Linked DNA regions of Mus musculus: regions 1, 2, 3, 4 and 5 are each linked to region 6. A link is a loop called in an ENCODE intact Hi-C map of the cell type or tissue named here. Cell type or tissue: heart. All regions are shown on one strand.

The links. A loop is a pair of places that touch in the nucleus more often than their neighbours do. Peaks named below come from ENCODE experiments on the same cell type or tissue, not always from the same donor. Only the 100,000 strongest peaks of a DNase experiment are listed, where the experiment ranks them.
Region 1: a loop joins it to region 6, with 4 times the contacts of the local background. A loop is called at or near these places in 2 of 42 quality-filtered maps.
Region 2: it touches region 6 in a loop (3-fold over the local background); 2 of 42 quality-filtered maps call a loop at or near these places.
Region 3: it touches region 6 in a loop (5-fold over the local background); 26 of 42 quality-filtered maps call a loop at or near these places.
Region 4: a loop joins it to region 6, with 3 times the contacts of the local background. A loop is called at or near these places in 4 of 42 quality-filtered maps.
Region 5: a loop joins it to region 6, with 6 times the contacts of the local background. A loop is called at or near these places in 33 of 42 quality-filtered maps.

The regions. Positions count from the first base shown.
Region 1 is chr9:107,333,000-107,337,999 of GRCm38, reverse strand. Hemk1 (HemK methyltransferase family member 1) reads left to right here. Exons shown (of 11, transcript NM_133984.2): 2 at 622-999; 3 at 1,337-1,428; 4 at 1,728-1,821. The coding sequence starts at 769. Among named protein-coding and RNA genes, the nearest start is that of Hemk1, 2.8 kb to the left of the region's middle. In heart, a CTCF peak has its summit at 2,794; a DNase peak (open chromatin) is centred at 1,859; H3K4me3 peaks cover 447 bases; H3K27ac peaks cover 522 bases.
Region 2 is chr9:107,543,265-107,548,264 of GRCm38, reverse strand. Nprl2 (NPR2 like, GATOR1 complex subunit) reads right to left here. Exons shown (of 11, transcript NM_018879.2): 3 at 4,929-5,000; 4 at 4,650-4,758; 5 at 3,978-4,114; 6 at 3,788-3,885; 7 at 3,631-3,667; 8 at 3,425-3,518; 9 at 3,234-3,351; 10 at 2,878-3,020; 11 at 2,559-2,774. The coding sequence ends at 2,707. Zmynd10 (zinc finger, MYND domain containing 10) reads right to left here and starts at 961. Exons shown (of 12, transcript NM_053253.4): 1 at 717-961; 2 at 357-465. The coding sequence starts at 808. Gm34106 (predicted gene, 34106) reads left to right here. Exons shown (of 2, transcript NR_168657.1): 2 at 266-697. In heart, CTCF peaks have their summits at 2,261 and 2,466 (motif pointing right); DNase peaks (open chromatin) are centred at 984, 2,464, 2,854, 3,294 and 3 weaker places; H3K4me3 peaks cover 993 bases; H3K27ac peaks cover 119 bases; H3K27me3 peaks cover 283 bases.
Region 3 is chr9:106,885,216-106,890,215 of GRCm38, reverse strand. It overlaps Rbm15b (RNA binding motif protein 15B), which reads left to right and starts at 3,141. Exons shown (of 1, transcript NM_175402.5): 1 at 3,141-5,000. The coding sequence starts at 3,249. Manf (mesencephalic astrocyte-derived neurotrophic factor) reads left to right here. Exons shown (of 4, transcript NM_029103.4): 3 at 1-55; 4 at 991-1,463. The coding sequence ends at 1,175. In heart, a CTCF peak has its summit at 2,927; DNase peaks (open chromatin) are centred at 2,935, 4,085 and 4,165; H3K4me3 peaks cover 3,162 bases; H3K27ac peaks cover 2,521 bases.
Region 4 is chr9:106,786,728-106,791,727 of GRCm38, reverse strand. Rad54l2 (RAD54 like 2 (S. cerevisiae)) reads left to right here and starts at 2,515. Exons shown (of 22, transcript NM_030730.2): 1 at 2,515-2,748. In heart, a CTCF peak has its summit at 2,564; a DNase peak (open chromatin) is centred at 2,537; H3K4me3 peaks cover 2,177 bases; H3K27ac peaks cover 1,836 bases; H3K27me3 peaks cover 448 bases.
Region 5 is chr9:106,817,455-106,822,454 of GRCm38, reverse strand. It overlaps Dcaf1 (DDB1 and CUL4 associated factor 1), which reads right to left and starts at 531. Exons shown (of 24, transcript NM_001373930.1): 1 at 364-531. In heart, CTCF peaks have their summits at 687 and 3,054 (motif pointing right); a DNase peak (open chromatin) is centred at 644; H3K4me3 peaks cover 1,439 bases; H3K27ac peaks cover 1,361 bases.
Region 6 is chr9:106,684,864-106,689,863 of GRCm38, reverse strand. Tex264 (testis expressed gene 264) reads left to right here and starts at 3,912. Exons shown (of 6, transcript NM_001081654.2): 1 at 3,912-4,029; 2 at 4,869-4,935. Rad54l2 (RAD54 like 2 (S. cerevisiae)) reads left to right here. Exons shown (of 22, transcript NM_030730.2): 22 at 1-1,784. In heart, a CTCF peak has its summit at 2,430 (motif pointing left); DNase peaks (open chromatin) are centred at 2,393, 3,973 and 4,533; H3K4me3 peaks cover 1,587 bases; H3K27ac peaks cover 1,268 bases.

The sequences.
Region 1 (5,000 bases), 650 kb before region 6:
TTGCTTTCCTCTTCTGGAGCCCTGTCTGAGAGGATGTGGCAGTTAGCAGGTTCTCGCAAATCTTAGTTTGGACCTTACTTAGTTTGGAAGTAGAGGGGACCACAGATTTTATGTTTTCAGATAACTTGTTTATGCTAACTTAAGCGTAACATTGTTCATTATGGGTTAAAATAGAGGCAACGTTTCAGCTTCTAAACAATAAGGAATGTCACAAGCCAAGCTCCCAAGCACGGCAGTCTCCTGCCATCTGTTAGTGAGTCCCAAGGGTCTTCCAGGCCCCTGATAGTCGTTGGTCAAGGCACCACTCTCCAGAAAGCTAGTGTTATTTATTTCTCCCACATTAGGAGCAAACTGGAAGTCAGAAACAACGGCTCAACTGCACTCACTCACACTGGGGTCTGACATAGGTCTAACCTACTCCCAAACCTACACCTTGACTCTTAACAGGACAGAGCCCTGCCAGTTCAACCTACCTATGCTAAAAATAACAAAACGTTACTGGCCAAGACAAGAAGGAGTCAGATAGCTGGCTGGGGATATGAATATAGTCCAGGAGGCGACAGACTAAAAAGCACACCCTTTCCTGGCACATTTTGAGTCTTTTTCCACATCCTTCTTTAGGGTAGCAGAAACATCTGAGAAACAAAACAGAGAACTGGAACCCATGACTGATTCTTCACCCAGCCCAGCCCAGGGATCACCCTGAGCCCCTACCTCAGTGCAGATAGCACAAGAGAGACTCAGGCACTTGGAAGCCTTTCTCCAAGAATGAAGCTCTGGGGACAAATACTTTGGACCCTTCTATCTGTTCCCCGAGGAAGGAGGGGAGTCCTCCAGGGCTGGGCCTTCAACTCATGGAAGACTTATTCATCCCTGACTGGGCCGTTGAGTGCCACAGGGATGGTTAATCACTGGACACGGGTCTTTGAGGAAAGAGGTATCCCAGAGGCCCGGGAATCCAGTGAGTACATCGTGGCTCATGTCCTCGGAGCCAAAACAGTTAAGTGTAATGTTAGGGAGGACAGGGAGAGGGAGGAGGGAACTCTCTGGGGAATAGATAGTGAAAGGGGGGTTGTTTTATTTGTTTTTATTTTGTTTGGTTTTAATTTTTGCCTCAATCGGGCTGCTTAATTGAGTCGGGTGGGATTTTGCTGAACAAATGTTTCAGGCAGACATGTATTCATTCATCCAACAAACTACTGCAGTGTGTTCCAGGTACTGTGTGTTCCGGGATGATTAAGTGGCTAGTGTTGAGTTGACAGACATTGTCCACACAAACCTGGGTGTGTGTCCCTAGACCAAGGGAGCCAGCCACTCACATTCTCCATGGGAACAGTTTCAGAGCCTGAAACCAGCACTTTGGACCAAGCCACTGACCCCTCAACAATTGGAATGCATCCAGGAGCTATGTGGCCGTAGATTACAGAGGTAAGCACCCATGGACCGATCCGAGGACTCTACAGAGATCCATCTTTCACCGGTTCCACCAAATTATGGCCAGGGAGGAGTAAAGTGTCTGAGGTCGAGAGGGATCTGTTGGGGTAAGGAGGTAGGAGGAGAGGGACTGGTGTTGTAAATTGAAAGAAGGGAAAGGCTAGTCTGTTTGTCCTAGGGTACTGCAGTCAGGACCCTGCTGAATAGCCTTAGCTACATTAGTCCTCAGTTGAGCTCTGGCCTTATTCATCCTGGTCCTGGTCCTGATGACTCCCTGGATACTCCTCCTGCAGGATGCCGGTGCAGTATATCCTTGGGGAGTGGGACTTTCAGGGGCTCAGTCTGAAGATGGTACCCCCAGTGTTCATCCCTCGGCCAGAGACAGAAGTGAGTATCTCACTAAGACAGGATGAAGATGAGAAAAAGGTTCAAGGCACCCGTCTTGCTCCAGACTTCCTCCAGGGGGCGCTCGGGCCCCATGGCTGCCATTCACAGCACCTTTCACACATAAGTCTTGCTGGCTAGGTTGACTGAGCCATGATTGAGGATCCTTCTTGCCCCCTCCCTTTGACTCTCTTTAAATTCCAAACCTCTGCCCCAGCCTCAGTGACCAGAAGTGACAGAGAATGGTTCAAGTAGTGCTCAACTTACTGTGTTCATTAGAAGCTATCCTATGGGCCCATGGCAGACTCAACCCATGGGAAATAAGTGGCCTTCAGCAACTTAGAGGGCATGGAGGAAATAGGAGGGGCTCTGCTGGAGGCCTGGCATGAGCAGTGTGGACTTACAGGTGATTGCTGTCTACTCTGGACTCAGATGATGGACTGTCAGGCCTTGCTGTCTGTGACTTGGTGGTCTGGTCAGGTGATTGCTTGTGTCAGTCCCTCAGATGACTAGAACTGGTGGTTGTGTGGCCCATGCGTGCTGCCCCTTGGGGACACACCCTGATCTTTGAGAGATGTTTTTCTGTTTTTCTTGGATTTCCCCTGACTTTGTTGATGGCAGAGCTGAAAGCTGGAAAGTAGACTCTGGGGTAAAGTGGGGTTGCATGAGGGGATGCTGAGAAAAATCAGAGGGCACTAGACTCTGAAAAAGATTGATTTCTGGAAAGATATCCTGGCTCATAAACATTCGTGGGAAAAGTCTGTCCCCTTCCACCTTTACTGGGTGTGGCCTTTGAGCTGCCTGCGTTTCATCCTTTTAATCTCCATCCCTTGATCGTGAACCCTCTGATCTGTCTGAAGAGATGGCTTAGTGCTTAAGAGCACTGACTTCTCTACCAAAGGACCCAGGTTCAATTCTCAGAACCCACACAGTGGTTTACGACCATTTCTAACTACAGTCCCATAGGATCCAATGCCCTCTTTGGCCTTTCTAGGTACTGCATGCACATACATACAGGAAAGATACTATATACACATTAAAAAAACAAAACCAAAAAGCCAAATCTGTTGATCCCCTGGTTTACCCCCTTACCGTGTGGCAGGACTGGGAGAAGTCACAGGGTTGTCAAGGAAGGGGACCCACAGGCAGCTCCTGAACTTTCTGACTCTATCCTATTTAGAACTGGCATGACCTAGGCCAGGGACAGATACTCTAAGCATGATGTGGCCTGTCATCTTCAGGCTTTTAGGAGATTGCCCGGTAGCTTCTTCCAAATATGTGACCATGGTCAGGAGATCACTTGCCATCCTCGGATACTGTTAAGGTTCAGAACATAGAGGGACAGCTATCATGGGACAGCTATCATGGGACAGCTATCATGGTGGCCTTTGCATCCCTTGGAGCTGACCTGGTATCTGAGTGTGGGGTGTGGGCTTTCAGCTCCTGTGTGACCCACCCACTTGAAGTGGGCCTGGGCCAGGAAGGCAGCTTTGCTGCCGGAGTAGGGGGGAGTGAGGATGCTGTGGTTGGCTGGGAGGCCAGGTCTGCCTCACTGTACAGACATTTCTGAGAACTCATCAGGTTTGCCCCCAGGGGAAGCCACATCAGACGGGAGTGCTTTACTAAGAAATCAAGAGGACGTGGCCTGTGGTAGGGAGTGGAGAGAAGGGACTCAGGGGAGTGGGGTCACAGAGTCTGGAGTCTCTGTCCATCAAAGGGCGGTTTTTGATGATGGGTGTGAAAGTCTGAAGTGCAGAATTGCAAGTGGCTTGCGGCCTGATGAGTTTGGTTTTCCCTAGGAGGTGAGAGGGTGGTGAGGCCTCCGGTGTGGTGATATATACAGTGGGAAGCCCGAGGTCCGGGTGGGAGCCATTCCATCTCCATCTGGTGCTGTGTGACTGTGTGGCCTGGGAGAGGCTCAGTGCTGTAACTGTTTTAGGGAGTCAGCCCAGCAGGGATAGGATCCTAACACAGGGTGTGCATGCCCTTGTATCCTGCTGAGACCGCAGGGCCACCTCTGTAGGAACTGTGCAGTCCCATTTGGAGCAGTGGCCCCAGGGAAAGCCACCAACTGCCCATTCCCTGTCTCTGTCCTATATTTCTCTTCTGTCATACCATGTTTTGAATTCTTGCTGGATTCAGCTGGAACAGATGACCTGGGTCTGTGGCTAGCTTGGCTCAGAGCCAACAGCTTTAGGTAGAGGAAAGGTCTTCACTGCATAAGAAAGAACTTTCTAGACTTCCTGGATGTGGTCTCAACATAGCTAGTTCCCACACAGTCACCAGATGGGCCTCCAATGAAGTGAGCTTTCCATGGTCTGTGGTAAAAGGAAAGAAAGAAGCCACCGTCTGTCAGCCTCACACCCTGCCCCAGCTGGCCATTTACATAGATGGTGTGTGTGTGTGTGTCTGAGGTCAGGGATGCCTCTGTGAGGTGGCTAGCCAGCGTGGGCTGGCTGAGGGGTCATCCTCCAGCCAGAGTGGGCCATTTGTGGCCAGGAAACCCGTAGAAACTTACACCCCTAACACAGGCTGTCATTTTTCTGCCTTTCAGCCTGCTGCCTGTCCCACAGCCTCTCAGTCACAGCCCTAGATTACAAGTTCTTCGCTGATCATAAGCCCAGCTTGCTGCACACACCCAAGTGTTCTCCACTCCCGGCACAGGACTGAACCAAGTTTTCTCTCCCATGGCAGTAGCTCTTTAGTACCAAAGGGACCTGACACAGGGAGGGCTGGTCCAGCTCTTCAGCTTCTCTCTGCCTGGGACTTGTTTCCTTTGGTGTGAATGAACATCGCCACCGAGATTCGGGCCCTAGAAGGCCGAATGCTTTTTTGGGGACTCAGCTTTCAAAGGAAAGCAGGCTTGGGTGACCTGGTGCTATTTGCTCCCCTAGACCTGGCTGATGGGCCAACCCCAAGATCTTCTCATGATTTAATGTGACAAGAGAGGCAAACCCAGTCCTAAATCTTCATGCAGGTTAGAGATCCTTGGGTTATAGAGATGCAACTGGTCTGACAGAAATGAAGATGTTCTGAAGAGACAGATGTGTCCCTCATTCCATCAGACTATTGAAACGGGACCCCAAAGAAGTAGGAATGTCCAGAGAAATCTCATGCACTAGTCAGAGGGAGAGCTTGCCTCCCACCAAGAGAGACACCACAGCTCTCACCTGAGAGCATGA
Region 2 (5,000 bases), 860 kb before region 6:
TCCTTAGAGAGGATCTCTTTGGCCTTACAGTCAATTCAGGCTCATGTCAGCACTTGAGCACTCCCCCTGGAGCCTAGGATCCATGGCTCCATCCACTCTCGCATCCACTGAGGGTACAATAGGAAATGTAGCCAGCCAGGTACAGCGAGGCATGCCTGCAGCCCCGGCACTTGGGAGGCAGACACAGTTAGGCTAATGGCCATCTGGGCTACAGATCAACACCTTATCTCAAAATAAAACAAACATATTTTTCTTTCCCACTTAGGTGTACCAGGCCTGAAGGAAGAACAGGTGCTGCCTAGTGTCCCCAAGAGGTACAATAGAAGGCAGGAATCCTGCCTGGGACCTGGACGTACCTTCCCATGGTTGATTAGCAGTTCCTGGATGGGCTCAGCCTGGCTGATAGTTGCATCAAGGATGGCTTGCATGTTCAGCTTCTCCAGGCTCTCATGCTGCTTATTCCACCTGCCCCCGAAGGGATGTATGTACATTGGGTGACCAGATGTGCAACGGGAGTGAGGGTGGGGTTGGATCCTACTGAAGACTACCATGATCCTGTCCTGGGGCCAGAGGGGCACGGGGGCCATACGCTTCTATCTCAGAGAGCTTTGCCTACCCACCTGGAGGCCCCTCCACACTGGCAACCCCTTCTCCAATGTCAGTTCCAAGCTCCTCCACTAAAAGACCAGTGACTCCACCTGTGGCGGCTGCCTCACCCTTCAGAGCCCATCTCCCGAAGCTGGAAGCTGCGCAGGCCCCGCACCAGCACCTCAGCCTCCCCAGGCAGCAGCAGTTCCAGGTCACCCATGCCAGGGGCTAAGATTCCTTTGGTTTTGGGAAGCAACCCGAATAGGGAAAACTGAAACACTTAGGACTACAGAGTCCAGCGGTAGGACCAAAGTCTTGGGACAGGGCAGTTGCCAAGCCGTTGAAGCGCTTGAGTCGTCGTCGCCATGGAAACGAGGGAGCTTGGCGCCTGCGTAGTTTTGTCTCGATACCGCTCTTGCCACGCCTACCTCACCGCCAATAAGCAGCCCCAGATGCCAGACCCACTCGCCACACCTCCCCAGGGCTTGCACAGCTGTGAGTGTGCAACTCCTGCAGCTGCACTGTCTTAGCCCCTCAATAGGGTAGCTACCGCGGTCTCAGCAGCTGAGTCTTTCAGTTTTTCGTTTTTATGACATAGGCTGGCGTGGAACTTCCTATTTATACCGAGCTGGCCTTCAAATCAAAGGGTTCCACTGGCCTCTGTGTGCTCTGTCTTTCTAGTGCTGAAATTAAGGCATGCGTTACCAGGCTCAGGCCCGCAGCCAGGAGTCCTAATGATGTGCACCTAACATACCTCCCTCCAGAATGGCGCTGGCTCCCAAAATACCAGACCACAGCGGCTTACCAGGAAGAACCTTCCTCCCGCCCTCTCTCCTACCCACGTGCTTCATTTTTTTTGTCCCATTCTCTTTTATTTTAAAAACGTTTGTGTGTGAGCCATCTCCCCAGAACCCCATCCTCTCTTTGAGATGGATTCTCATTATATAGCCAAGACCGACACGGAGCTCGCTATAGAGCCAGGGCTGGTTTAAGCTTTCCTTCTTCTTGGTCGGCTTCCCCAGTGTTGTGGATTGAGGCGTGCACCACCGTGCTTGTTTTCCACGTCCCAACCTCATGAGCTTTCCCTGAGTTCCTCCTACAGGCTTTCTGAGACAGGGTTTGACTATGTCAGCCAGGCTGGCTTTAACTCTGTATAGTCCAAGCTGTCTTTGAACTAATTCACTTGTGTCAGCCTCCTTAGTGTTAGCATCACAAGCATGCGCCACCATGTTTGGGCCCTTGCCTTATTTCTTCTGGAATAGTCTTACTCCTTCAAGGCTCAGTCACTCAGATCCTCCTTGGCCATCTAATACAGAGCAATTTTTGCTCCTGTCCCAATATATTATATCCATCTTACCTGATTCTAGTTCTTTCGGTTTATAGGCCAGAGCAGTGCTCATAGCTGAGAACTTGCCTGTCTAGCATGCACAGAGCCTTGGCTTCAGTCCCCAGGACTGCATACGTGGGGTGTGGGAACATAAATCTATAATCCTAATTAACTAACTCAGGAGACCAAGGCAGGAGAATCAGAAGTTCAAATCAGGAAGTTCCAGGCCACTCTGTGCTTTATAACAGCCCGTCTTAGCTCCACCTCGTACTGACCGCCAAAAAATAAAAATAAAAAAACAAACAAACAAAAAGTTAAAAATCTAAGTGTGGCCAGGCATTCCAGCGCCCACCTTTAATCCCAGCACTCAGAGGCAGAGGTAGTCAGCTCCCTGACTGAGTAGGCCAGCCTGGGCTACGTAGTGAATCCCAGGACAGCCAGAGTTACATAGTGAGACTTTGTCTCAGAAAAATCAACCTCCTTCATCCCTCAAAACCCAAAACAAACCAACCAATCAACAAACAAAAACCTTCAGCCTGTTTGACATTTTTGCCCACTAGATGGCGCTCCAGCCAGCCCAGGCCAGTTGGCATGGCTTTCACATTCACTGGTCTTTAGTTGTTGGCTGAAGCAGTACTCAATATTCCACAGGATGAAACACATAACTTTATTTACAAAACCGAGTCTCACCCTCCAGACCATATGTACAACCATACTTGTCTAGCTCCAGTGGACCAAGGAGGCCTTAGTAGGGGCAAGTAGCCATAGTAACATGTTCCAGCTAGCCAGCCTCACTTCCAGCAGATGATGATGTTGGGGTCATTTTCTAGTCGCTCGTCCAGCTCATGGTAGCTCATGCCTGGGGCAGGGGGGTGGGGAGGAGGTGTGAGCAAGGCAAGGTCAGCTGCCCTGGCATGGCCACTCAGCCCTCACCTCACCCAGCCTGCCCTGCCTGCCTCCACCTGTCTTGCAGCAGATCTCATCATAGCTGTGACAGCCCGTGTAAAGCCTGGCAGGGTGGCTCCGCTCCTCCCGAGACACTCGGACTGGATATTTCTGTAGTCTCCGGATAAGGTTCTTCATCAGCCCAAACTGGATCAGCTTCCTGAGCGATTGTGGGGGAGAGAGGTGATATCCCGGACACGCTAGCCCTGTGGTACGTTATGGGCTAGAGAGACCTCCAAGCACACCCTCTGCCTGGACAAGCAGGCTTCATACTTCTACCCTCAGGGAATCCCCTGCTTCTTATTTGACTCAAGGCTCTTCCAGAGAGACCCAAGACAGTCCAACCCGCCATGCCCGAGAGTGCCCGTCTGACCTTTCATCAACGTGTTGTAACTGCTGGGGGTGGCGGCCAATGAGGTCTCGCACAGTGGTACCAGGGCTCAGGCTGCAGTATAGCTGGAACACATCTCGGAGACTGGCCCTTTTGTGTCCTGCGGGTGCCAGGGTTAGTCCGACATGGTCCTGTCCTTCCCGGATTAGTCTCCCGCCAGGGACTGCCATTACCTTGCTTGGTGACGTAGGACAGACATGCCTCCTGCAGGGACTTGTCATCCACCAGATCCTGGACTTTTGGTGTTGGGCAATACACATTGGAGTACTAGAACACAGCAGGGGTCACAAGGGCCTGAGGGATGTCCTTGGGAGTCTGGCTTGATCTGGCTCAGCCATACGGGTCACATTTTACTTAACTGCATCCCAGACTCACCTACCTGGAGGATGGATACCAGTGTCACAACACCATAGTACCTAGTGAGAAAGAGCTCTGCTTAGCTTCTAGGCGGCGAGCCTACCCTCCCTCATACTGAGCATCCTTTAGGTCTCCTCGGGCACGGCTCCGTAACAGGCATTAACCGGATCTTCACTCACAGCAGGTTCTGAATGGCGATGCGCACCAGGTTGAGTTCCACGTCTGCCTCAGCGGAGATCTTCTGGACATGGCGAAACCCGTCAATGTAGGGCAGGATCTGTACCGGGCAAGGCAGGGTCAGCAAGGGTCACCAAGGCGAAAGTTGTGGATAGCCCAAGGTGGGCATCTCCTAAGAGAGGGCTAGCATACCTGCTGTGTGGTAAGGTCCCACTGTGAGCTGAAGAAATCCTCCTTGTCCTTTGTAAAGACGGGCACATCATACTCCTGCGCAACAGGAGGGTCTGGCCGCTGCTCGATCACCTTCAAGTGGATGGTGTTGGATTCATCTGCAGGGGACCCCACCCACATCCTCAGCGTCATCTTTCCCAGGGAGCCCTCAATTACTATCTAAAATCTCCTAGCACTAACTGAGGTGGATCTCGGGAGGGTCATTAGTCCTTTTGTTGTTGTTGTTGTTGTTTGTTTTTCAAGACAGGGTTTCTCTGTGTAGCCCTGGCTGGCCTGGAACTTACTCTGTAGACCAGGCTGGCCTCGAACTCAGAAATCGGCCTGCCTCTGCCTCCCGAGTGCTGGGTTTAAAGGCGTGCGCCACCTCGCCTGGCCCCATTAGTCCTCTTTTATGGAGTGAGAAGCTGAGGTCCAGAGAGGGGGATGACAAGAAGAAGAGCTGAAGAGCTCTGCTGGCTGCTCCCCCAACCCCAGCCCCATTGTTCCCTGGACCCTCAGATGTCACTGTGTCAACCCATGGCTATTTCCTGCCCACCAGCTTATTCAAGAATCTTTGCCTCTGCCAGTGGCTGTGTCCTGCTACTTCCCCAACCTTCCCTTGTTCATCTGCCGTCCTGGCAGAGGCGGCCGTACCAATGGGCAGAGTGCAGCGGCCGGAGGCATTCAGCTCTTCCAGCAGGATGGTCATGATGGGCACCAGCTTCTGCTTGCTCTCCTCGTTGGATACAAAGCTGCTCTCAAGCTGGGGAAGACACAGACAGCACAGTGAGTGACCACACCTCAGGCTCCCTGCTGCAGCAACATGGAGCTAGCTGCTGGAGGCTGGGGATTCAAGACACAGGAACTCTCTCCCCACCTGTGCCCACCACGGACGCACCCACCCACCCACCCTGGCCCCATCTTGCTGCAGACCTCCAGCGTGGTCAAGTAGCCGGCCAGCTTTTTAACGATGGGTTCCAGGGCACAAGTCTTAGCCTGAGCGTC
Region 3 (5,000 bases), 200 kb before region 6:
AAGATCTGTGAGAAGCTGAAGAAGAAAGACAGCCAGATCTGTGAACTAAAATACGGTGAGTGTGACTCGGACCCTGTGCCTTCTACCATCTCTGCATACCCTTTCTGGACTTAACTTTCTAGCCAGAAGAGTCATCAAAAGCGGGTTTGTAGCATAAAGGATGATTCTCTGTGCTGCAGGGAACAGACTTGCGCATCGAACATAGGTGGAGGTCAAAGGGTGACTTAACATACTTTGAAGGATGAGGGTTGACCCAGAGGCCATCTGATAGAGCAGTGCAGATAGAGATTATAGATAGTGGTGGAGTACGTAGAGGTCAAGTTGGACAGAGCCTTGGGGGGAAATTTGGCTTTTAGTCTAAAAACTTGGGAGCTTTAGAAGTTTTTGAGCAGAGAAGTGATGTGGTGGGAACTTGAGTTCAACAGTCATGGCTCTAAACCCCAGGCGTGACAGTTACAGCATCACCATGGCAGAGCCCATCTGGTTGCACAGAATCCTAGTCTCGAGAAGAGCTAGGCCTCTCCTATAAAGTTTAAACGATGCCAGTGTTTACTGCACTAATGTTCGGGAATTTTGTACTTGTGTGAATTTGATTTGGTATCCTGGTTGGTTCTGGTGTCGGTTTGTTTGGGTCACGTGGGTTATGGAGTAAGTGTCTGACTCTGGTGCCTCTTGGGGAGGCTAGGGGTGTGTCTGCTCTGCTCAGCCTGGAGCTGTCCTTTGTGCTGGCATGTAGGAAGCCCTCGGGGAACTGGAGCTATGTTCCTTCTCTAAACCACATAGGCTGTCTGCACTGTGTGTCTTATGGTGGCTACTGACAGCCTGAGGTGGCCTTCCTGGTGAAGACTGTCATCTCAATCTTGGGCGCAGTGTGCATTTGTCTTCCCGGCCGCACGTAGGGCTGGACATCCTAAGGATGGTTTGACGTGCAGCACAGTTGGGCCTGCAGCCTCTCCTGCCCAGCCATTTACTCTCCTGCTCTCCCTGCAGACAAGCAGATTGACCTGAGCACAGTGGACCTGAAGAAGCTCCGGGTGAAAGAGCTGAAGAAGATCCTGGACGACTGGGGGGAGATGTGCAAAGGCTGTGCAGAAAAGTCTGACTATATCCGGAAGATAAATGAACTGATGCCTAAATACGCCCCCAAGGCAGCCAGCGCACGGACTGATCTGTAGTCTGCCCAATTCCTGCTGCACCTGAAGGGGAAAAAGCAGTTTATCTGTCTCTTCCCCAAATAACCATTTTGTAATTTATTTTTTAAGCGGGCTCCTGACAATGAGATGTGAACCTAGAGCTTTCCTAGTGATGCTGGCTCTGCAGTTCCCTCTTGCCCATCCCCGAGTGGGGACAATTTCCCCATCCCCAAGTGGGGACAATTTACTTCCTTCTTTGCTGGTTTACTCTAGGACTTCAAAGTTTGTCTGGGATTTTTTTATTAAAAAAAATTGTCTTTGGAGAGTTGAGCTGGCACAGTATTCTGTCCTATAGATTACTGGTTTATCTTTCCAGTCTGAAAAGATCCCTCAGCCTGCCAGTGCTGAGGGCCTGAAACTCCCATAACAGGACTTAAGAGCTTGGGCAGCCAATGTCTTGTGGGTTTGGGCTTCTGGGTGTCTGATACTTCAGCCTGGTGAGGTTAGACTTGACCCCTGACCCCCACCCCCATCCAGTCCAGTAGCAGGGGCTGAAGGTTCTTGAGCTGCTGTTAAGTCTAAAGGACATTTACATTTGGCTCAGCCTATGCAGAAGGAGAACTGTGAGCTGAGTACAGGTGGTCAGACCATAGCGTATCTTTACCCCGCCTGGTACTTAAACTATTCATTCATCGGGGTTCCAGTCTAGCATCAGAACAAGGACCCTTGCTTACCTATATTTTTGGCAAAGTTGGCAGGAATCGGTTTACAAAGAAGCAGTGTGAGCTGGTTGTAGTGGAAGGCCTGAGGGAGTTGTGTGCACTGTGGTTTTCAGTTGCTCCCTTTGCTGGCACTTGTGAACTGTGCCTCAGTGGGGAAACTTTGCTCCTGCTGCCTCCAGAGATAATGAGAAAGGAGCAACTGCTAAGAAGTTATGTTTTCCAAAAGGCTCGTCTTAGCTATCTTCTTGTGTGGTCCCCAAATTCACTTTGCATTCGCAGGGCCTTACATGAAGCCCTCTGCTGTTTCTTCCAAGTTCCTCCTGCACTTTCTCCTCCTGCTGGTTGCTTTCTGCTTATGGGAGGAGGGAAGAGCTGGGTGCGTTCTTCGACATCCTACAGATGCATCAATGATCCAGCAACCGTCTGTGGAGAGCATAAGCCCTAGGGGCCTTTGAGTACTCTTGCCGGTACTTCACCTCATCTCCTGGATGTGGTCAGAACACTGGCCAGCAGTCTGTCAACTTGGCAAGAAGTGATAATGGCATTACCTGCTCTTTACCCTTGGCTCAGCAGCCCCACCTTCCCAGCCTCCTGTCCGCCCAGACACCTACAGCAGAAATTTGGACCCAGTGGCACCAAGATGCCTGTCTGTAGGTTGCAAACGCATTCTAGTTTCTGTACCTGGACCCCGGGGAGGTCTCACCTGTGTCTATCAGGACAGTGCCTGAAGAATTCGAATGCATAAGATGCCTGGATGTGGGTCCTAGGCAGGGTGTAGGCATCCTTGTGTGTCTATTTTCAAGGGGGCCAACTCTGGTCCTAATCAGAAAACTCCATGGAAGGAAATAGAGTTTCTTCAATCTAGTGGCAGGTTGGAGTGGGACGCGCAACACTTGGCTTCGGGCCAAGCGGCCACACCTGCTCCGGTGGGCGTGGCCCCGAGGCGGAAAAAGATAGGCGGACCCGGAGTAGCAAGCAAGCCCTGGAGCACAAAGCGAAAGCGCAGCCGCGGCCTGCCGAGCTCGAGAGGGAATCTGCGCGCGACCCAGGAGCCGGGTGCCTGGGCTCCGGCAGCCACGCGGCGGCGCCAAAGCTCGCAAGACAGGCCGCTTCCTCTGGTTGCCAAGATGTCACGTGGTGCGGGGCCACGGAGCTCCGTGATAGGCAGCGAGCGAAACTCTCGGCCCGCCCACCGCGGTCACGTGTCGCGGCCGGCGCAGCTTGATAACGCAGCGCCGGGCCCCTCGGCGCCGCTCCCGCCCCGCCCCGCCGCCGCCGCCGCGCCGAGTCCTTTTGTCCAAGATGGCGGCGCCGGGGGCGCTGCCTCCTGGGCCGCCGCCGCCGCCGCTCTGAGGGACCCGCGGGCCGCCCGCCCGCCCGCCGAACCGGCGCGATGAAGCGGCAGAGCGAGCGAGACTCCAGCCCGAGCGGGCGTGGCTCGTCATCGTCCGCCAAGCGGCCGCGGGAGCGCGAACGAGAGGCAGAGGCGGGCGGGCGGCGGGCAGCGCACAAGGCCTCCGGCGGTACCAAGCACCCGGTCCCGGCGCGGGCTCGCGACAAGCCCCGCGGCAGCGGCGGAGGCGGCGGGCATCGCGACGGGCGCGCTGCCGGGGATGCGAATCACCGGGCGAGCGGCGGGCGCTCCTCGGGCGCGCCCGGAGGCGGGGGACGCACCGGCAAGGCCTCCGGGGACCCGGGTGCTGGCGGCGCGTCGCCCCGCGCATCTCCACTCCCGCCGCCCCCGCCGCCCCCCGGGGCGGAACCCGCGGGTCCGGGCTCCACCGCGGCTCCGGAGTACAAGACGCTCCTCATCAGCAGCCTGAGCCCCGCGCTGCCGGCCGAGCACTTGGAGGACCGGCTCTTCCACCAGTTCAAGCGGTTCGGGGAGATCAGCCTGCGCCTGTCACACACCCCGGAGCTGGGCCGCGTGGCCTACGTGAACTTCCGGCACCCACAGGACGCGCGGGAGGCTCGCCAGCACGCCTTGGCCCGGCAGCTGCTGCTCTACGATCGCCCGCTCAAGGTGGAGCCGGTGTACCTGCGCGGCGGCGGGAGCAGCCGGCGCAGTAGCAGCAGCAGCGCCGCCGCCTCCACGCCGCCCCCCGGGCCTCCCGCGCCCGCCGACCCCCTGGGCTATCTGCCCCTGCACGGTGGCTACCAGTACAAGCAGCGCTCGCTGTCTCCGGTAGCCGCCCCGCCCCTGCGGGAGCCCCGCGCGCGGCACGCCGCCGCAGCCTTCGCCCTGGATGCTGCTGCCGCGGCGGCCGTGGGACTGTCTCGAGAGCGAGCCCTGGACTATTACGGGCTGTACGACGACCGCGGCCGCCCGTACGGCTACCAGGCCGTGTGCGAGGAGGACCTGATGCCGGAGGATGATCAGAGAGCCACTCGAAACCTCTTCATCGGCAACCTGGACCACAGTGTTTCTGAGGTGGAGCTTCGACGGGCCTTCGAGAAGTACGGCATCATCGAGGAGGTGGTCATCAAGAGGCCTGCCCGCGGCCAGGGTGGTGCCTATGCCTTCCTCAAGTTTCAGAATCTGGACATGGCACACAGGGCGAAGGTGGCTATGTCTGGCCGGGTGATTGGCAGAAACCCCATAAAGATAGGCTACGGCAAGGCTAACCCCACCACCCGCCTCTGGGTGGGTGGTCTCGGACCTAACACCTCGCTGGCGGCCCTGGCCAGGGAATTCGATCGCTTCGGGAGCATTCGGACCATCGATCACGTCAAAGGAGACAGCTTTGCCTACATCCAGTACGAGAGCCTGGACGCAGCCCAGGCTGCCTGTGCTAAAATGAGGGGCTTCCCCTTGGGTGGTCCAGATCGCAGGCTCCGGGTGGATTTTGCCAAAGCCGAGGAGACTCGCTATCCCCAGCAGTACCAGCCCTCACCTCTCCCTGTGCACTATGAGCTGCTCACTGACGGATATACCCGGCATCGGAACTTGGATGCTGACCTTAGGGTGCGGGATAGGACCCCTCCACACCTTCTGTATTCAGACCGAGACCGGACCTTTTTGGAAGGGGACTGGACCAGCCTCAGTAAAAGTTCAGACCGCAGAAACAGCCTGGAGGGCTATAGCCGCTCAGTTCGCAGCCGGAGTGGTGAGCGCTGGGGGGGTGATGGGGACCGGAGCATAGCC
Region 4 (5,000 bases), 100 kb before region 6:
AGGACTTGTGAAGCAGGGTGTGCTCAAAGCCTGAGTATCTCAGACGTCTGAGATGGTAAGAGTGGAGCTGCCCACTCCCAACCTCCACTGACTGCTCGTGAGACCACCATCTGAGAGGACCGCGGGCACTCAGCCACTTAGCTTAGCACCTGGAGTACTCCTTGCTGATGAGATATCTGGATAGCCTTAGCCTTCAGCCAGTGACCTTCCCCTCCTGGATGTTCTCACGCCCCTTCCCCCAAAAGTATATAATCCCTGGTTCACCCAGATAAGGTGTATGCATCTACACTCATCCCCAGTTAAGCAATACAAACAAGCAAGGATGGTCTCAGAAATCTGCTTCATTAGAGATCGTTTCAGGGAAGGCCTTTGCCTAAATGAGCTGTGACATTAAGACTCCTGAAGGCCTTTTTTTTTTTTTTTTTTCTCCTGCCCCTCCAGTACTGCGCACTTGCTCTTGAGTGAATCTCTGGTTCCACTTTCCCCTTCCTGACCGGTGTGCAGATGCCCTGAGGGGAAGCGTCGGCAAGGACCCCAGTTCTTGACTTTCTCTCCAGGTAGAACACTGGCAGTGCACTGGTACTCAGAGAGAGGAGACTGGGAACCACTGCATTTGTCCCAGATCCTATTTTCCCCTTCTGGTCTGGTTGTGGACTCCTGGACTTTGCCCTGCCTTCTCCGGCAGGCGTATTGTATTGGCAGTGCCTGACACCTCTGGCAGATACCACATTCCCCTCCAGTCTCCTGTCTTCCTCCTTTCCTCTCCTTCCCTCCCTTCCTCTCTAACTCTTTCTCCCTTCCCTCTCTCTCCCCTCCCCTCGACCCCTCCCCTGCCTTCTTCTCTCCTCTCTACCCTCCCCGTTCCTCTCCCCCTCCCCTCTCCTCATTCCTGCCCTCTCCCCTCTCTTTTTATGCCTTTCTCTCTCTCTCTCTCTCTCTCTCTCTCTCTCTCTCTCTCAATGGCTAGCCTTAAATTAGGGCTTCTCCTACTGTTGCCTTCTAGGTTCAATTTGAATTTCCAAAAAGCCTAATCCGTTTTTAATTTCACGAGGAAAACAAAGAAAACTTTCAAAAATAGATCCACTTGACTATTAGCAAGGAAGACCAGCTCTTTTGGGGGGGGGGAGTTGGTTTTTTGAGACAGGGTTTCTCTATGTAGCCCTGGCTGTCCTGGAACTCACTCTGTAGACCAGGCTGGCCTCAAACTCAGAAATCCACCTGCCTCTGCCTCCCAAGTGCTGGGATTAAAGGCGTGCGCCACCACTGCCCAGCTCTTTTAAGTTTATTTGAATGAAGAGCCATCAATAGCCATCTATATGTTTCAGAACAGTGGCTTCCTGAGAGGAAAGAATAGAAGAAACTTCTATCACGGGGAGGGAGGGGGGAACGGGACGGCGGTGGGGGAGGGCGGGGAGCCATTGTTGGCTCCTGTTACTCCAAGCTCAGTTATGAAAGAGAAATAAGTTCTTCATATAAGCTCACTTATGTGAAGAGAGATAATAAGTAAGGCTCCTTTAGAGTCTCTGGTCTCATTTTTGTCCCTCTGGTCATTTATAGGGCTATTATCTGTACATATTTAAACTTTTGTAATTTGAGAGATGGTTCTAATAACTGGACTGGTGCCACATGCCTTTAATTCAAGAACTTGAGAGGTAGAGGCAGGTGGATTTCTGAGAAACCCTGTCTCGAAAAACCAAAACAACAACAACAAAAACCAATAATGAACCTAACAAACAAAAAAAACTTAAAAAAAAAAAAAACCAGACCCACATACCCAATATTTTCATCTTTCGCTCATATTCACTTTGGCGGTGGTGGGGGTTGCGGGTGGAGAGCCAAGGTAATGTAGTGGAAAGAGACAACAATACAGCTCATAAGAAAGTGGAGCATAACAATCTCCAACTTCAGGGAGAAACCTACGTTTGAGTGCGATCCCCCCTCCGCAGTACTCCCCCCTCCCAACTCGGCCGTCGCCTCTGCTAGTTTTCTGGAGACAGCTGCAGTCAACAGGAACCACGGACAGGTAGGGAGGAAGGGAGGAAGACCGAGAATTACAATGGCATGCATCAATTCAAGGAAGAACAACTTTTGTTGGAAGCTACAGCTGTAGTAGCATTGACTTTTGACAGCACCCTCAACGAATTTACACCTCATATCCGCACTATCTCGTTCCCGGTATGTTTTGACGTAATACCAAATTGAGAAGTGTAGGAGCTCAGGCTCATTTGTACTGATAAGTGTGTGTTTTTGGTAGTTAGTAAAATCCATTCAGTTGGCTCTACCAGTTCCAGGCAGGTTCTAGCATGGGATTGTTTTTGTTTTCGATTTTGTTTTATTTCTTATTTTATTTTTTTAGTCTCACTTATTCATGAAAAGGTCCTCTGTAGTAAATACACCTTACTCACCCAAGAATCGCCGTTTAGTGTCTTTCCCTGGGAAAGAACAACAGGACTCACAGCGGAACTTTGCTGCGGGTGGCTTGTGTTCCCGCCCGGGTGGCCGGGTGAGAGGGCCGGGAGGGGGAAGCTTTCTGGCGCGGACCGCGAGCGGAGGCTGAGAGCGCCGCCGCCGGAGAAGACCGACCCTCGGCCAGAGCCAGCCTGCGGCGCCCGGGCCTGGCTGGCTGCTTCCCGCCTCAGCCGCTTCTCCGGCTCCCGCCGCCGCAGACACTGTCCAAGAGGGTGCGGCAGAACGCGAGGTCCTACGGCCCAGCCCGGTCCGGTGCGGCCCGGATCCGTGGCACGGGAGGTGAGAGCCCCTGCGGTCCCCTTACTCCCTGCCGGGGCCGCTGGGACCCGCAACAATGGGGACGCGGCCAGAGTCCCCGGCGTGCAGCAGCCTGGGGTAGCAAGCTACTCCTGGCGGCTTGGGCCTTGGGGGGAGCTGCGTCCGACCTGGGAAACTCCAGTGACTGTAGGCTTGGAGGGGGTCTTGGCATCCACCCGGGACTTCAGTGGCTTGATATTTTGGGATTTCGTTGTCAAGGAAGGCAGTCGTAATTACCGAGACTGAACTACAGTGGCTATGCGCTCCTGATGTTATATTATAACACCGGCAAACCGTGCCGTGGTTTGAGGGAGAGGGATTGTGGTTCGAATTTTAGGGACCCCTGTGGCTTGGTCCCTAGTGGACATAGGTGTGGGTCTCTGAACTCCCTCGGGCCGTCTGAGAATTTGTTAGGCTGAGTCGGGTTTGGGGAGAAGAGGCATGGAGAGTTTAGCTTCTCTGAGGTAATTGGTGAGTAGTTCCTGGAAAGGCACGAGCTTAGTTGGGCACAAAAGAGTTGAGCTAGGAGCTAGATGGATCCTTCACGGCTAAGATGTATCCGAGTTAAGAGTGGTTCTCAGGTAGGAAACTTGTCACAGGAGTAGTGTTAGCTGCATTGGGTTAGGAAAAGGCCGATGCGAGCTGGGGAGGGAGGGAGAAGATGGCCGGCAGCTTCTGGGGTCGAAGAATTGGCTTTATGTGGGTCATGGTGGCTGTCTGGGAGTAGAACAAGAGCACTTTGCAGAGTGGGCTTCCTGCTAGAGAATGACCTCTTACTGCGGGGGAGTGTGTGACTCAGATCTGTTAGATTACTGCTCTTGCTGGCGGATGTGGCTGACTGTTGATGCCTGGACTTTGAAGCTGGAATGGGTATTTGGGGGGGCTTAATGAATTTGTTCTAGAGGAGAGGACAGTGTGGACCTTTCCTTCTTACTCCAAAGTCAGTGTGGTGGCTGTCGCCGGCAGTCATTTAAGTAACAAATTTCTTAATGGTATTTGACTTTAAAGCTTTTCTCTGTTCATTTTTTCCCCCTTTGCCCTCTTTTTTGAATTGTGACTCATATTTTGTTTTTAGCACTGTGGCTATTGTTTGTAATGATCCACAAACCTAGACCCCATAGTATGTTGTAATTCTTGGAGCTTTCAGTACAATTCTTCTAAGCCCAAACTAATGTAAAAGGCTTCACTAACTTTTTTTTTTTTGGTATATTTTAATATATGTAACTATAGAGGAGGATGTGAAAAAAAATCTTTATAATTTCTGCTGCTCAAAGCTCTTTAGACCCCTAAATTCATGAAGTTTCATTATCTCTTACTGCCATGAAGTGATTACATTGAATCTGCTAAATCTTTGTCGTTATCATCTCAGCATCCTTGCTCTCACAGGATTTTATCTTCACTACAAATATTAATTGTGTTGAGTGATTCTGTTCTAGAGGCAGTGTGTAAACTCCAGCTCTGATTCTTATAGCCACACACCAGAGCTCTGCATGCACTTTGCAGGCAGAAGTTGGTTCTTTATATATATTAAAGGGAAAGCTATATGAACAAAGCCATATCAGGATCAGTGCACCATCTGAATTTATCTTGAGTGTATAGGATGTATTTATTACCTAGTTGCAAGCTAGTATTGTCAAGTGAGAAGTGAAATAAGTAGTTCTTTGTGTGCCTGTACTGATAGTTGTTGTTGTTGTTGTTGTTCTCCTCCTCCTCCTCCTCCTTCTTCTTTTTAAAGATTTATTTAATTTATTTATATGAGTACACTGTAGCTGTCTTCAGACACACAAAAAGAGGGTATTATGATGGTTGTGAGCCACCATGTGGCTGCTGGGAATTGAACTCAGGACCACTGGAAGAGCAGTCAGTGCTCTTCACCGGTGAGCCATCTCTCCAGTCCTGTACTGCTAGTTCTAATTCTAGGGGTTTTTTCCCTTAAATTTAAGAATAATTTCTTAAATTATTAATTGCCAGGCCATGGTGGTACACAGGGTTTCTCTGTGTAGCCCTGGCTGTCCTGGAACTCACTCTGTAGACCAGGCTGGCCTTGAACTCAGAAATCCACCTGACTCTGCCTCCCAAGTGCTGGAATTAAAGGCTTGCGCTACCACTGCCCCACAATCTCTGTGAATTTGAGGCCCCCCTAGTCTACAAAGTGAGTTCCAGAACAGCCAGGGCTGTTTGTTACATAGAGAAATCCTGTCTCAAAAAAAAAAAAAAGATTTTATTACCATTAT
Region 5 (5,000 bases), 130 kb before region 6:
CCGTGAGGGACAGAGACTTGGAGTGGAAGAGAGAGATTCAAAGAGCACCTCCTTTAGGTAGAGGCGAGCATCCCCTGCCCTCCACACCCCGGCGGAAGAGTTACTCTAAAGAGGCTTCTTTACAGGACGGGAGGAAGGAGCCGGAGGCCCCGCCCCCGGGCCCGGGCCCGGGCTCGGAAGGAGAGCCTCGTCAGGCCCCGGGCCCAGCCGCCTCGGTGGGCTCGCCCAGCCCCTCGCCGCCCGCAGCCGAAGCAGGTGCCGCCCCTCCCCCCAGCGCGGCGCCCACTCTCCCGCCCAGCGGGCCGCGCGCTCGCTCTCCTCGTGCCCCTGCCAGAGAGCCGGCCCCTTCCTAACCCCGCTCACCTTCGCGAGCGGCTCCGCCGCTTCTCCCCCCGACCCCTCCAGCGGCCACGGTTCTCACACACTGCCTCTGGTCCCGCACTCACTCTCCCTCACTCACTCACACACACACATATACACACACACAGCGCGACCACGGCTCCTGAGCGGCCCACATATTATGCGTCACTCGCAGGCTACGTACTGGTCGCGCGCGCACTCAGCGCGCGCGGGTGTGTAACGTTGGCGCGAGGCTCCGGAGCGGGGAAGGGGGAGGAGCCGAGGGACATCAAAGCGCTCCTGGGAAATGAAGTTTCCGCGTTTAAGGGCGGGGGAGGGATGATGGCGCTAGACCTACCATTAAGCACCACCTCAGCGCATTGACTTCTGGGATTCGTAGTTTTCTTTAAGGCGGAAGTGAAAAGTAAAGGAAGGAATAGATCTTTCTAAAAGCCCGGGCTGCCCGAATTTACTTAATTCTACCCTGTGTCATCTAAGGGCTCAGTAGGACACTGCCACATCAGGCTCGGAAGGATGCCAGGGTCAAAGAATGCATTTCACACAAATGTATTCAGAAACAACTGTACTCGTTAGAAATTCGTCGGTTTTCCTTTGTCTTTCTGTTAAAAACATATTCGACAGGAATCAAAAAACATCAGTTACCATGTATTATATGTGAGGCAGAAAAATGAAAGCCCTTTGGTGAAAACAACTAATCACGGAGGCCATCTAATTCAATTTATCAATTTTAGAGTTAAGGAAAATGAAACCCACAGTAAATGACTTGCCTAACTTCACAAACCAAAGGGAAGCTGCATCGGAAGGATCTGGTTTTGACCCAGCGATTCTGTGTGATAACATGGAAGATTACGATAACTCCACAATTGAGCAGAATCTTGACAAAACCTACCCAGACGTCAGGATTCATGCAACTCACTATTGTTCTTGGCATTCTGAGCGAGTTCTGTGCGTTTCCATAGAGCGATTACAGCCAATACGTTCTTGTGGAAATTATAAGACACTGTGGACCTCTTGTCATGATCAGATTCTACGGCTGTTACTAAGCCTGTATCAGAAGAGTGGTAGTGGCAGTGGCGCATGCCTTTAATCCCAGCACTTGGGAAACAGAGGCAGGCGGATCTCTGAGTTCAAGACCAGCCTGGTCTACAGAGTGAGTTCCAGGACAGCCAGGGCTACAGAGATTTCCCTCTGGAAAAAAAAAAAAAAAAAGCAGGAAGAGGAAGGGGAAGAAGAAGAGACAAAGAAAGAAAAGAAAGAAAAGCAAGCAAGCAAGCAAGCAAGCAAGCAAGCAAGCAAGCAAGCAAGCAAGCAAGCAAGCAAGAAAGAAAGAAAGAAAGAAAGAAAGAAAGAAAGAAAGAAAGAAAGAAAGAAAGAGAAAAGCAGCAGCCAGTATCTTAGGGCTTAAATCCACTACCACCCTACCCCCACCCACCTGAGCACTTCGTTCCTTCCTCACTCAATTATGTGCTTGGAGTAACAGCTGCTTGAAATACAAATTCTAGAGGGTGAATAGCAGTGCTACAGGCATATAACTTGTAATCACGCTCTTGCTACAACACAGCTTTCTCCTGTGCATCTGAAATCTTGTCTCTTGAGCTATAATGACCATTATTTATTTAGACTCTATAGCAGACTTGAATCAAATGGTTTTTTTTTTAAGATTTATTTATTTTATGTGAGTAGCCTGTCACTCTCTTCAGACACACCAGGAGAGAGCATCAGATCCCATTACAGATGGTTGTGAGCCACTATGTGGTTGCTGGGAATTGAACTCAGGACCTCTGGAAGAGCAGTCAGTGCTCTTACCTGCTCAGCCACCTCTCCATCCCTAAATCAAATGTTTTAATTACACTCATTATTCTCAACACCAGGGCAGATAAGGCTAGCCAACTTTATGGAGGAGAAATCAAAAGTAGTAATGTTGAATGAAGAGTTTCGCTGGGCATGGTGTCACATGCCTTTAATCCCAGCACATGTGAGGCAGAGGCAGGTGGATCTCTGAGTTAGAGGCCAGCCTGGTGTACACATTGAGTTCCAGGATAGCCAGAGCTACATTTAGATAGATAATGCCTCAAAACAGACAGACAGACAAAAAAAGATACAGATTTGGGGGCTGGAGAGAGCCTAACATGAAAGAGCATTGGCTGCTCTTCAGAGGACCAGGATTTGATTCCCAGTACCCAAATGGTTTCACAACCACCTGGAAATTCAGTTCCAGGGGATCAGACGCCCTCTTCTGGCCTCTGGGCATCATACATGCATGGAGTGCACCTACATAAATGCAAGTACAACACTTGTATACATAAATAAATCTTTAATTTTTTTTTCAAGACAGAGCCTCGATATCCAGCTCCAGCTGTCCCGTACTCCCCTGTGTAGACCAGCTCTGGCACTGAAATCACAGACATTCCCCTGCCTCTGCATTCCAAGTGCTGCAAATAAAGGCGTGTACCACTGTGACCAGCTACATTTTTATCTTAAAAAAGAGAGTTCACAACACCTAAAATACTATTTCAGGCAGCTTTCCTGCCATATCTTCTTGGGCTATAAGCCCAAAATGTAGAGGGATGGCTCCTCCAGGTATCCTCAATCCCTTGGATACCTTACCTCTTCCTGTGGTCTAGATGCAAGAGCCCTTGTGAGGACCCAAAGCCCAGTTCATCAAAGCAGGAGTTGCTACCTCATTCTGTCACCAGATGGCACTACCCCACTTTAGGAACCCAGTGTGGGGGTACTGGATTGGAGGTCTTAAGGGGCATCAAATGGGATTGTAGTAGAAAAGCAGAAATACAGGGCCTGTCTAGAAGCAACTCCCTCAAGAATATCTACCATGCCAGGCAACAGTGACGCACACCTTTAAACCCAGCACTCAGGAGGCAGAGTCAGGAAAATCTCTAGAGTTTGAGGCCAACCTGGTCTATAGAGAGAATTCCAGGACACCCAGGGCCACTCAAAAAAAACCCTATGTTGAAAAAAAAAAAAAATCAGCCAGGCAGTGGTGGCGCACGCCTTTAATCCCAGCACTTGGGAGGCAGAGGCAGGCGGATTTCTGAGTTCGAGGCCAGCCTGATCTACAGAGTGAGTTCCAGGACAGCCAGGGCTGCACAGAGAAACCGTGTCTCAAAAAAACCAAAAAGAAAGAGAGAGAGAGAGAAAGAAAAGAAAAGAGAAGAGAAGAGAAGAGAAGAGAAGAGAAGAGAAGAGAAGAGAAGAGAAGAAAAGAAAGAGCTGGACATGGCAGTGCAAGCCGCCAGTCCCAGCACATGAGTGGAGAGGTGAGGATCAAAAATTCAAGATCATCCTTGGCTAACACACCAACTTTGAGGCAAACGTGAGACACATGAGACCTTGTCTCCAAAAATAATCTCCACCCTAGAACTTTTGCAGCCCTCTCTCCCTCACTCTGAACACTGTGTAAAACCACAGCCACATGCGGCCAAGCACTCCAGACTCCCATTCTGGAAAGAAAGAGCAGCACCCAGGCGTCCCTAGCTACATATTCCAGATTCAATCATTGGCTATTTCACAGGAGGGGTATTACCCACATGGCTAGATAGAAAAGTGTGTGTGTGTGTGTGTGTGTATGTATTAGGCACCCGTGTTTAGAGCCAACTTTCACGCCTAAGCACACAGAAACACAAAACCACAGATAACCCAGGCCTGCGCACCTAGCTTGATTCTGGCACATTGGATCTGAATCTTTAAAAGGAGCATTTTGTCCTGGATTGTTTGTTTTGGCTTCTTTGGTAGAATATCTGAGGGCTTTGTCCTACTGTGCTCTACTCGTGCCTCTCTCCCTGCTGGGACAACTGGGAAAGTAATCCCTGCCAGAAATGGGAGGAATCGTGCTTACTAAGCTCCCCAGAATCAGAAAGGACAAGAGGAACAGGACGTTGGTGGGGCATGCCTTTTCCAGCACTCGGGGCAGGCAGATCTCTGAGTTCTAGGCCATCCTGGTCTACAGAGTGAGTTCAGGACAGCTAGGACTGTTGCACGGAGAAACCCTGTCTCAAAAACAGAAAACAAAACAAAAAAAAAGAGATAGTTTTGAAAATAAAGGGTTGGGGGGGGAGGTGCTGGAGAGATGGCTCAGTGCTTAAGAGTACTAGATATTCTTCCAGAGGACCAAAGTTCAATTCCCAGCACCCACATGGCATTTTATAAGTGTAATTCCTGTTCCAGGGGATCCTCACATACGCACGTGCAGGCAGAACACCAGTGCACATAAAATTTTAAAAAGTCATTTTAAAAAGTGAAGGGCTAGCCTGTACTGCCATGCACACATGTATGAACAGAGACAGTGTTTTAAGACAATAAAACGGGAGGCAGAGGCAGGCAGATTTCTGAGTTCAAGGCCAGCCTGGTCTACAAAGTGAGTTCCAGGACAGCCAGAGCTAAACAGAGAAACCCTGTCTCGAAAAACCAAAAAAAAAAAAAAAAAAAGACAATAAAAGGACAAGAGGCACCCCAGCTCCAGCCCCAGAATCAAGGGTAACAATCCTAGACATAATCTACCTATCCCTGTCACAAGTGTGCCTGTTATTTATAAAGAAAAAAATCTGGGGCTGGCGAGATGGCTCAGTGGGTAAGAGCACTGACTGCTCTTCCAAAGGTCCTGAGTTCAAATCTCAGCAACCACA
Region 6 (5,000 bases):
TATGCTTGTAATCCTAGCCCTCAAGAAACTGAAGCAGGAAGACCATTTTGGGCTATGTATACAGTGAGACCATGTCTTTCATGGAATGTTTTAAGGGTCTCAAGAAGCCCAGTCACTCTGGTGTATTCTAAATCCCTGTTCTCTTTAACACTACTAAATGATGCAGATACTTGCTACCTTAGGTCTGCTGTGTCCCCTCTGGGAGGGATGGGGTAGCTATTGAAGAAAGTAAGTGAACCACATTAGGTCAGAGCCTTCTTAATGGCTTATCTCTTTAGTCCTTACCCCTTGAGTAACGCTACTTAAGTATCTGTATTCCTGGCTTAAAGATTTTGTCTGGAACTCTTGTAGGAATTAATGTGTGGATCATATATTTATAACTTACAACTAAAACTGAAGTTTCCCACTCTGGGAGCGTGAAGCAAGGAGCTGGGGTCTGTTTTGCTGATTAGTTGAAACAGAAGATCAACCATAGAGGTGGGACTGCAAGTCGCAGGCAGTCAGTATCTTTAGGTGTGACATCCATGGCTCTGGAACTGAGTCCTTGTCTACAGGGGAAGGTTTTTCTGGGGCGTTACATTCCTTGTTCCTACACAGACCTTTTGTTTCCCACTTCCCTTTGCTTTCCACATGCCCAGGTCTGAACCATGGTTTTCTGTGCACTCTCAGCTAGGTTGCTCTTTCCCAGTATTACTGCTGGGAGAAGTCCCCTTCCCCGAGGATGACTTTCTGGCTCCACTGCTGACTAGTTCCCAGGAAATCAGCACCTTAAACGGCCAATCTGCCAAGTGCTGACCTGCCCACTGCTCACCTTCAGACCCTTCTGCCCCTGTGTATCCAAATCGGTGTAATCCCTCAACGTCTGTTCTGTGCCACTAGCTTGGCTTTAAGCCGTTTATGAATACGTGAGTCCTATGATGATGAACTAATACGCAGGCAGTGTCCACCCTCTTTGCTTTTCAGGGACCCAAGTCTGCGCCTTTCCCCTGCCATGAGTCTGTTTGCTATAGTCATCTAGTGTGCTGGGGAGAGAGAGCCAGGCAGGCTGCATAGTAATCTACAATGTAGAGGGCTGAGGGAGGTTTGGGCACTCTCTACTACCACTACTAGGATGATATTCAGACAAGAGAGGACCTCATACTGTGACCTGAACCCAGGACCCTCCCTGGAAGAGAGCTCAGCCCAGCTGTGTTTGAGTGAATGTGTGTATGTGTTTGCATGTGTGTGCTCATGTGCACTGTGGTGTAAAATGACTGTTATCTGGTTGTAACTCAGGGCAGGCTGGGGACTCACCAGAAGATTCCTTCAGGCCTGCCCGAAACAGATTTTTTTCCTTGTACCCTCTTCAGAGGGATCAGAGAGAGGGTCCAGGTGGGTTGAAGGGGTTGCAACAGATAACCACTAAGGCCACACTGCTGCCAGAGGAGTTGGGGGGGAGGGGGAGGGAGATGAGGCTGCCCCAAGGCTCTGGTACCTGGCTTTAGTTTTCTGTCTTCTTTCCTCAGGATGCCCCTGAGGCCCAGGACCTGTGCCTGGCTTAGAGGACCATCTGTGGCTGGGTGGTCCAGCTGCTGGTGTGATCATGGGCTTCCCTCCTCTCTCAGCAGGGCAGACACGTCTGCTCCAGGGACTGGGCGACTGGCTGTTTCTATGACGTATTTATTTTTACTTGTGTTTCATGTCACTTTTTTAAAAAAAAAAAGCAAACAGAACAATTGTAAGTCAGTATAACTGCCTATCAGTTTTCTTTATTTCTCTTTTTGTAAAATAAAGTTTAAACTCAAGATGTTTGGTCAAGAAATTTTCTGGACAGAGACTTAGCTGGGTACTAATGAAAGGAACCTAACAGAATAATGGCTCTTGGACAGCACACGAGGTGGGGTGGGACAGGCTCTGAGCAGGGTCTGTTGGCAGGGTCAGTCATTGGGCTTCTCCTGTCTCTGCTCACTAAGAGGGTTGAGTACCTTGTCCTGCTCTTGGTAGAACAATGAAGCTGACTTTGAGTTGTTGAAGCCCGTTAAGTCCTCAGCTGTGGGGCAGCCCATTCAAGGCTGGATGGCTGGATTAAACCAGTTTCAGTCATACGGACTGTGGGGATGGGAGTTGTGGGAGCACTTTACACCGAGTGGATATTCTCGGGCAGAGTTGGGGGTGGGGCTCTAACAGGGTTTGGAATGGGAGGAGGGGAGGAAATGGACAGTTCCCTCTAACCCCGCAAGTTTAAGAGGAGCCGCCCCGGGGACATACCCTCTGGCAGTCTACACAGAACTAAAGCACCTCAGTTGGTGATTACTGGGAAAGAGGAAGGTTAAGTCTGGGCTTACACTAAGTGGGGTCTGTGCTATTGAGAGAGGTCTGGGAATGTAAGGTGAGCCGGTCTCAGACCTGGTAGGAGTGTACAAAGGGCCTTGCCAAGGAGTCTGTTGCCCCCTGGTGGTCACTTGATAGCCGGCATTGTTGGAAGCACTGGGAGATGAAGTCTGGTGGGCTGATTCCCAGTTGCAGGCTCTCCTACAATAGAGTGCTGACATTCCTCAGGCATACCTGCAACTCTGATACTGAGTTCTAGAGTTCCCACCCAGGCTAAGGGAAGTGAGCCAAGACAGCAGGATGAAGAAAGAGTGTCTCCTGACAGTCATTTCCTGACACAGGCTAATGAGTTTCAGAGAGACAGAATTAACATGTGCTCTGAACCTGGGCCATGTGCCCTTCGTGTCTCAAGAACCCTATCTAGTGTACAGCCCACCTGCCCGAAGCAGCCAATCATTACCATGTTTGATGTTCACGGTAAAATAGCTATAATGACTTTCCTGCCCTCTCTACTTTGAAGACTTTTGAGTAGCTAGCTGCTTTTTCTTACCAGCCTGTCTACAGCATTGGGACATTTGTCTTGTGGATGACATTCAAGATCACATGTTACCCCATGGCTGCTGGCTTTTTCCAAAGTCATCTTATATGCTCTTTGGGTGATCAACTTTCCATAAAGCAATCTTGTCAGAAGTACTAATATAGTCCTTGGCCCAGCCTGTCTGGCATCAAGATTTATAAACAGCCAAGTTTACAAGCATAGTGGCCTTCCTCACTTCCAGCATAGATCTGGGCGTCTCAGGAGGTGCCCTCAGTACAGTGCTTTGAGATTCATAGGTCATCAGATCCTAGCTCAAGATTGAACCTGTATTGAAGGAGCTTACCCTTGACTTGGGAGTTACCTAAGTTATATTAACTTAGTAGAAACTCCCAGCAACCACAGCCAGGGCTGTGAAGTAGAAGCTTTGAAAAGAGGTGTTCCCTGGAGTGAACTTCCGGAGGCCAAGGCTTTCATTTGGTTCACTCAGTGTTTCCATAATAAAGGTTGGATGGAGGGATGGTCGTCCCTATGCTCAGAGAATCCCTGATGGGTGGCTGAGTGAAGACACTTAAATTTGCATTCTCCAGAGATTGTTCAGAGCATCTTTTGTTTATCCATAGCTTCCTCAGCTGTTAAGACCTGAGCAAGCGGCCAGACTTGAGAAGGTTCTGAGGGAAGGTGGCGAGAGTAAGACTGGTTCAGTTAGTAAGAGGCCGACATTGCTGTGCGGATCCTCTCTAAAATGCACAAACACTATTCAGTCCCGCTTTGGCTTCCTGGGCTTCTGGAGCAGGCAAACAGGCTGACTTTCCCGGTGCTTGGAGCCCGCCTTCACCCCTGCGCCTTCCCTTCCCTCCCTGTCGGCCAGGATACCTTGGGGTATTGGTTGGTTGTTGCTTGATCACCTTCAGGAGTTCCCCTTCATTGGAAGCAGGAATGTGTGTTGTGGGCCCAACCCAGCTGGGGGGGGGGGAGGCGGCGGGGGAGGCGTGCATGTTACCAAGGAGACGGGGCGGGGCAGGCCTCCGCCCTCCAAATCTGGAGCGCACGCGCCCACAGCCACGGTCACGTCCCGCCGCGAAAGGGGCGGAGCGAGCGCGAGGGGCAAGCGCACACAGGCTCCACGACTGAGCCCCTATCTTCCTCCGGCGCCCGTCCGCGTCCGTGGGGCCGCCGCTGAGGTGAGGGCGGGGCCAGAGGCGAGGCGTTCCCGACGGGGTGTCTGCCGGGGCTCCCCCTCATCCCCTCCCGCCTGCTCCCCGCGGCCTGAGCCGCCCTCTGCCCCGCGTCTGACTCACTGCTGGCCCAGCCTGCTTCCCGGGCCTGAAAGCGACGGGGAGGCGGTCCTGACCTCTCGGCGCGGATCCTGCCTCGGTGCTGGGTGCGGGAACGTCCGGGGTCCGTGGGACTAGAGGGGAACGGGCGGGGCCCTCACCTTTCAGCAGCGCTGCCTGTGGCCGCGCGTCGCGTCGCCGCTCCAAACTTTAGCGTGTCTGAAGTTGCAGAGGTGCAGGAGGCCGTGAAGCGAGCCGGGGCGGCAGGAAGCCGACAGCACGAAGCGGCGACCCCAAGGCCCCCCGGCTGCTAGCACCCAAGTTCGCCGGCGCAGGTCCCTTTAAGGGCCCGGCCCTCCGCAGAGCGCACGTGAGCGGCCTCCGGAAGCCTGCGCCTAGTCCCTACTCCGACGCTTGCGGGCCAAGGAAGTCATCTCTACCCTGCACCTCTGACATTAGTGGAAACTGAGGCCCAAGAGAGGGCACACGCTGCCCAAGGTCAGCAGCAGGGGTTGCGTTGGCGCCAAGTGTGGTAGTCGGGCCCAGTGAAGATCATAGGCATGACGTTGTGAAGCTGGACTTGGCCTGACTCCCCCCCCCCCCCCGCGCGATCTGAGGGTGGGGTTGGCGCGTTTGTAGACGGGTCCCCGTTCTGTGGGCTTTCCCTGGAACAGGGTTACTCAGGGCCTGCTTTGCTCACTGCCTGTGTCTAGGGCTGGGATGACTGTTCCTTTCTGCCCCCCTAGCGCCGGAGTACTGGAGCCCTGCTGGACTGGATGCTATGAGTTGCTAAAAGTGAGCCTGACTTTTTCGGTGAGCCTTCCCATCCCCTGTCCTCGCCTTTCTCTATTGGGTGTGGGGAAATTTGCCTTACTTCT